2 separate regions of the Mus musculus genome follow, and region 1 is linked to region 2. Evidence: chromatin loops called from intact Hi-C (ENCODE). Cell type or tissue: gastrocnemius. All regions are shown on one strand.

Region 1 (2,500 bases), 190 kb after region 2:
CAGACTAGAAAAATATCCCAAGGGCTGGCAAGTACATTTGTTTCCAGAGCTTTTGTTAACACAGAGTTCCTCGGAGTTCTGAAGGACAGAATGAAGTGTTTCCTGATGGCCTAAAACACAGAAAGGTTCGAGAAGGAAAATCTACTTGTCACTTTGGTATCAGTTTGTTTTCTCTTGAATAAAATACCAAGAGTCGTGTGTTATTACATTTTGATAGACAGGAAACTAACCATCAATTCTGATAGGATAACTGAAAGTTACACATGCACAATAAAACCAACACACACACACACACACACACACACACAATCTATGTATAATTTAAAACAGGAGCCAAGTTTTTTTCCTTTTGGTGTTGAGACGTGAACCTTGGGACTGTCACAAGCTGGGCCAGCACCCTGTCACTAAGGTACAGTCGCAATCCTTATATTTTAAGAACGAGGTACTCCCTGGTTTGGCTACTCACTGAGTCTCTGGGGGACATTTACCCCAAGGCCACCTTTTCTCTATCCATTTAATAGAGTCAGCTAGCCCCTCTACTTCCTCCTCCTCTGGATCTGTGAGAATAGTGGAGACTAATATCCATGAACATGAGGTACTTTACGATTAAGGCGCTAAAATTAGAGTATTTCCAGAGCTCCAAGGCATTCCTAAAGGCATTCATTTTTGATTCCAACCCTTGGCTGCCCTGCTTTTCTCAGCTGCAGGTGCAGACTTAAGAAAGTCAAAACTAAGGTCCCATGAATGAGACTCTAGAGTACAGGCTGAGGGTCCTGGACCCTGTGGTATAGTTTCGGGGCGGGACGAACTTTGCAAAACCGGCTGAGCCACGGAGCAGGAGGGGATCGGAACACTCAGCGCTTACCTGGTCTCCCCGAAAGCCCCGGGCGGGTGAGGGATAAACACCCCACAGCTGGACGATGGAGACTGCTTCTTCTTGGAGCGCCAGATATGGAAGGTGGGGTGTTTCTTGGGGGCCTTGGACGGGCTGGCCTCCCTGGGGTCGCCCTGCGATGGTGGCGACAACGGCATCTCCTCTTGTGCCTCTTCTGCGGGCTCAGACTCAGTCCTCCCCGGGGCCCAGCGGTGCTGGAAGAACTCACCTGGGCGCTCGCTTGCCTGCCCTATCACGCTCGGCGCCGGACCCCGCCCCCTTGCCCCTGCGAGGGACAGTGGAGGGTTAAAGGACAGCGACTAAGCAAGGCTGGGAGGCGGGAGCTGGCTGGGTCGCTCCACAGTGCCCCCGCGCGGCCAGGTGCAGAGGTCTCGGGAGCCTCGGGTACCACAATCCCGCCCCTCGCCCCCGGATGCGGCGCAGCGCCGCCCCCTACCGGACATGTCGGGAACTGCCCCCCCCCAACCGGAGCCTGGTCCGGTTTCTGTAATAGCAGGGGTGCAGCTGCAGTGGGTCACCCACTGGAGTTCCTTGGCAGCTCTTGGCAATCCGGCTGGCTGGGTGAGTGGCTGCTTAGCCAACCCCATCTGGAGAAGGATGGGAGAGGCACGTCCCCTGTCCAGGCCGCCCAGCAATTAGGACTCCTTCACTCTGGGTGGTTTGGGCAATCACGTGCTGGGCGGTTTGTGATGCTGTTTGTAAGCACGGGAGTGCCAACTTCTCCACTCTCCTCAAGAGTCTGAAGAATTAGTTTGGATTCGCATCCCGTAAAGCATCAAGGGATTAAAAACCACACGGAGAAGGACATTAGCGAAGCTTTGCAGTTCTGAAAGGGCTCAATATACGCCTCACAGTGAATTGAACGTCAGACCCATAAGGTATGCGTCACATCTTTTACTGCTAGTAACTTTCTTTACTTAAGCAGCACTAATATGCAAAGGCAGTGGTATTAAGCGAAGGAAGTTCAGTAACAATCCTTTGGACATCATTAACATACGAAGAGGCTTAAGACCACTGCTCTAAAACGGAATGCCACCACGCTGCAAAGCCTTCTTCTTCGCTTCTTTGCAGATGCAGCTCATGATTTCAATCCTTCACTTACTCATCCAGAGAACATGCATTATTATTCCATTATTTTCTTTACGTTTGTTACAAGATATAGACTACATTGTGGTTAAAGCATACAAATCATGGTGGGCCCAGGAACACATGCCTGTTATTCCAGCACTTGAGAGGCAGAGGCAGACAGATCTCTGTAAGTTTCAGGCCACCCTGGTGGTCTACAGAGTGAGTTCCTGGACAGCCAGAGCTACACAGAGAAACCTTGTCTCAATAAACCAAAACCAAAACAAACCAAAAAACATAACAAAAATGAAACAAAACAACAACAAAAGGAAAGAAAATACCTCCACTCGGTATTAGTGTGTGAAAATTATTTATATTCTTGCTTCTGGCCATTAAAAAATGTGTACTCCTATTGCATGGTATGACTATCCCATAGTCAACTGTGGGTGGACATATAGATTGTTTTCATGTTGGAGTTATTATAAGTAAAGCTGGTGTGGTCCTCAGACATAAGCATTCATTTCTATTGGAGACACACAC
Region 2 (2,500 bases):
TGCAGTGCAGTGCACAGAACCAGGAAAAGCTTGCAAGCCTCGCTTTCAGCCCCAGCAAGTCCTGCCCAACACCAAGACACACAGGCCTCAGCTGGAGACGTGGTGTGGCACTTAGCACACGTCTTGTTCTTGCAGAGGTCCTGGGTTAGACTCCCAGCACCAATATGGTAGCTCAAAACCACCAACAATTGATGCCATGGAATCCAGAGTTCTTTTTGGACCTTGGAGGACACCAGACATTCAAGTGCACAGACATACATGTGCATAAAACACTCAGGCACATTGATACACCTAATTTTATTTTTTTTTATAAAGACAACAGACTCCAATCTTAAGGACGCTGTCTTTTCATTCTTGAGCATCTGGTGCCTTTACACGCTTCCTGTGTTTAGTGTTGTTAGCATCACAAAGTTCTTGAGTAGCAATCTGAATAATTGTTTTACATTTGAAAAGAATTTAGAACATTTTTTTTCTTTTAGGAGACATTTCTACTGACCAATACAGAAGACAGTGAGGGATGGGTGAATACTTAAAGTGAAGAATCCTGCCATGTGTTTAGAGACAGGTAGGAGAGGTTACTTTTCTTTAAGCTTCCTTCCCTGAAGGCTAGGTCTCAGGCTACCACTGCCAGTAGTCCTGACACACCTGTCACCTGTGCATTCTGAGGTAGCACCCATCCCCACCCATCTGTCTGAGAGCAGTTCTGTTGTTACAGGTATATTTGAGTTCTTGGCACATTGGACTGAGGAGGTATAATTTGAAAGAAAGTTTACATCCTAATTAGAATAAATCACTACTGTTCCATTAAATGGCAGCTTATACTAAAAAGACGCTGTCTGGTGTGGCTGAAGCAGAAACGTTACAGAGTTAAGACCAGCATCGGGTTAATTGCCTGGAGCTACCTTTTCTCTGTTGGCTAGTGTTTAGTGTCTGTGTCTTACATAGTAGTTTGATTTGCCCTACCAGGCGTTGGTATCATGAGTCGGCTTCCGCTGTTGTCATAGGATACCTGGTCTGGAGTCCTATGCCAGCATTCACTAAAACAACTCACTCCCCACATACAAGGCAAGAGGAAAGACTTGATAAGACTTAGCCTAACAAAGGAAAACCACAGAAGAGCAGAGAGCTGGGCCCATGCTTTTCTTGCTAGGGTGCTGGCCATGCAGCCTGCTCTTGTCCAGAAGGTGGCACTGTTTCCCCACATTCTGAGAAACCTAAATTCAGGGGCACAAGAAAGTTGCTGCTTCACATGGCAGAAGCCACAGAGAACCCACAAACCTACAGGCTAGCACCTTCACTCCAGAGGGTGGGGCTCTAAAGAGTCCCATAGATAGCAGAGACAGCCATTTTCTTCACTTTGGTACCCAGTGTCTAACAGCCTGGCACATAGTGAAGACAAAAATTAAATGAGTGCCCTAAGGACCACAGTGAGCTTAGAAACACAAGGTTTGTTCAGCTGCATCGGGGAACTAAATATTGTTATCCCCTTCCCCCAACACACATTTACTCAATACCTTATCTTTCCAACTTAGTTAAATTTTTCTGGGGCTCATTCTTAGGGAAGGTGAGGCTAGGGATAGATCCAAGTCTGCCTTCACCAGCACAAGGAAGTCTCAAAACCACACGATGCTGGCAGCATGAATGATCCTATAGGAATAAAGGCCTGCCGGGGTCAGTGCTTCTCAAATGGTTCACACTTGGAGCTGTCTGTGAGCTGGGCCTCTGTATGACTATAGACACAGGGAGGGAGGGAAGGAAGGAGGGAGGGAGGGAGGCTACCTCTAGCTGTCCATTTCCCACACCCAAGCTTCCACTTGCCTTTTATGCGAAGAGCTTGGTTTCTATGAAGCCTATAGTCACATCACTTAATTTTTGATGCTGTCTGCATTTGCCTGCCTCCCTCCCTCCCTCCCTCCCTCCCTCCCTCCCTCCCTCCCTCCCTCTCTCCCTTCCTTCATTCTGCCTCTCTGAGCACCCTCTAGCTCCTCGGGCTTTGTGTTTCCTCTCACTACTGAGTGGGTTGGCCGCCTACCGACCGGGACCACCAGGACTGTAAAGCAGGGCTGCTTCCTGTGTAGCTACCAGTGCCCTGTTTCCCATGTCCAGAGTGTCTTAAGGACCGAGCTGTCACGGTTTCTTTGCACTGACTTCCTTGTTCTCAGTGCATAGGTGGCATGCTGTGGCCCCTGACGACCACCAGCCCACTGGTACATCCTCTCCTGTTGGGGAATAGCCAGGGTGTTAACCACTGAAGGCACCTAGGTGTGGCAGAGGATAGGCCTATAATTTCAGAATTTAGGATGCTGAGGTAGGTGAGCTGCCCAGAGTTAAAGGGCAGCCTAGACTAGAGTGACCCAAAATAAACATAAAGTGACTATAACGAACAAATAAATGATAACTTATTCCAGTACCACGACTAAGCTTCCCTTCATTTACTTGCAAACAGCAACAGTGCCCGACCACTGTGTTCCCAAATACTGGGTGGGTGGGCTTTTTCAAA

The links. A loop is a pair of places that touch in the nucleus more often than their neighbours do. Peaks named below come from ENCODE experiments on the same cell type or tissue, not always from the same donor. Only the 100,000 strongest peaks of a DNase experiment are listed, where the experiment ranks them.
Region 1: a loop joins it to region 2, with 8 times the contacts of the local background. A loop is called at or near these places in 12 of 42 quality-filtered maps.

The regions. Positions count from the first base shown.
Region 1 is chr10:44,147,728-44,150,227 of GRCm38, forward strand. Crybg1 (crystallin beta-gamma domain containing 1) reads right to left here and starts at 1,101. Exons shown (of 22, transcript NM_001368305.1): 1 at 866-1,101. The coding sequence starts at 1,032. In gastrocnemius, a CTCF peak has its summit at 1,320 (motif pointing left); a DNase peak (open chromatin) is centred at 1,227; H3K4me3 peaks cover 561 bases.
Region 2 is chr10:43,952,914-43,955,413 of GRCm38, forward strand. All of the region lies in intron 21 of Crybg1 (crystallin beta-gamma domain containing 1), which reads right to left. Among named protein-coding and RNA genes, the nearest start is that of Gm40636, 14 kb to the right of the region's middle. In gastrocnemius, a CTCF peak has its summit at 1,179 (motif pointing right); a DNase peak (open chromatin) is centred at 1,197.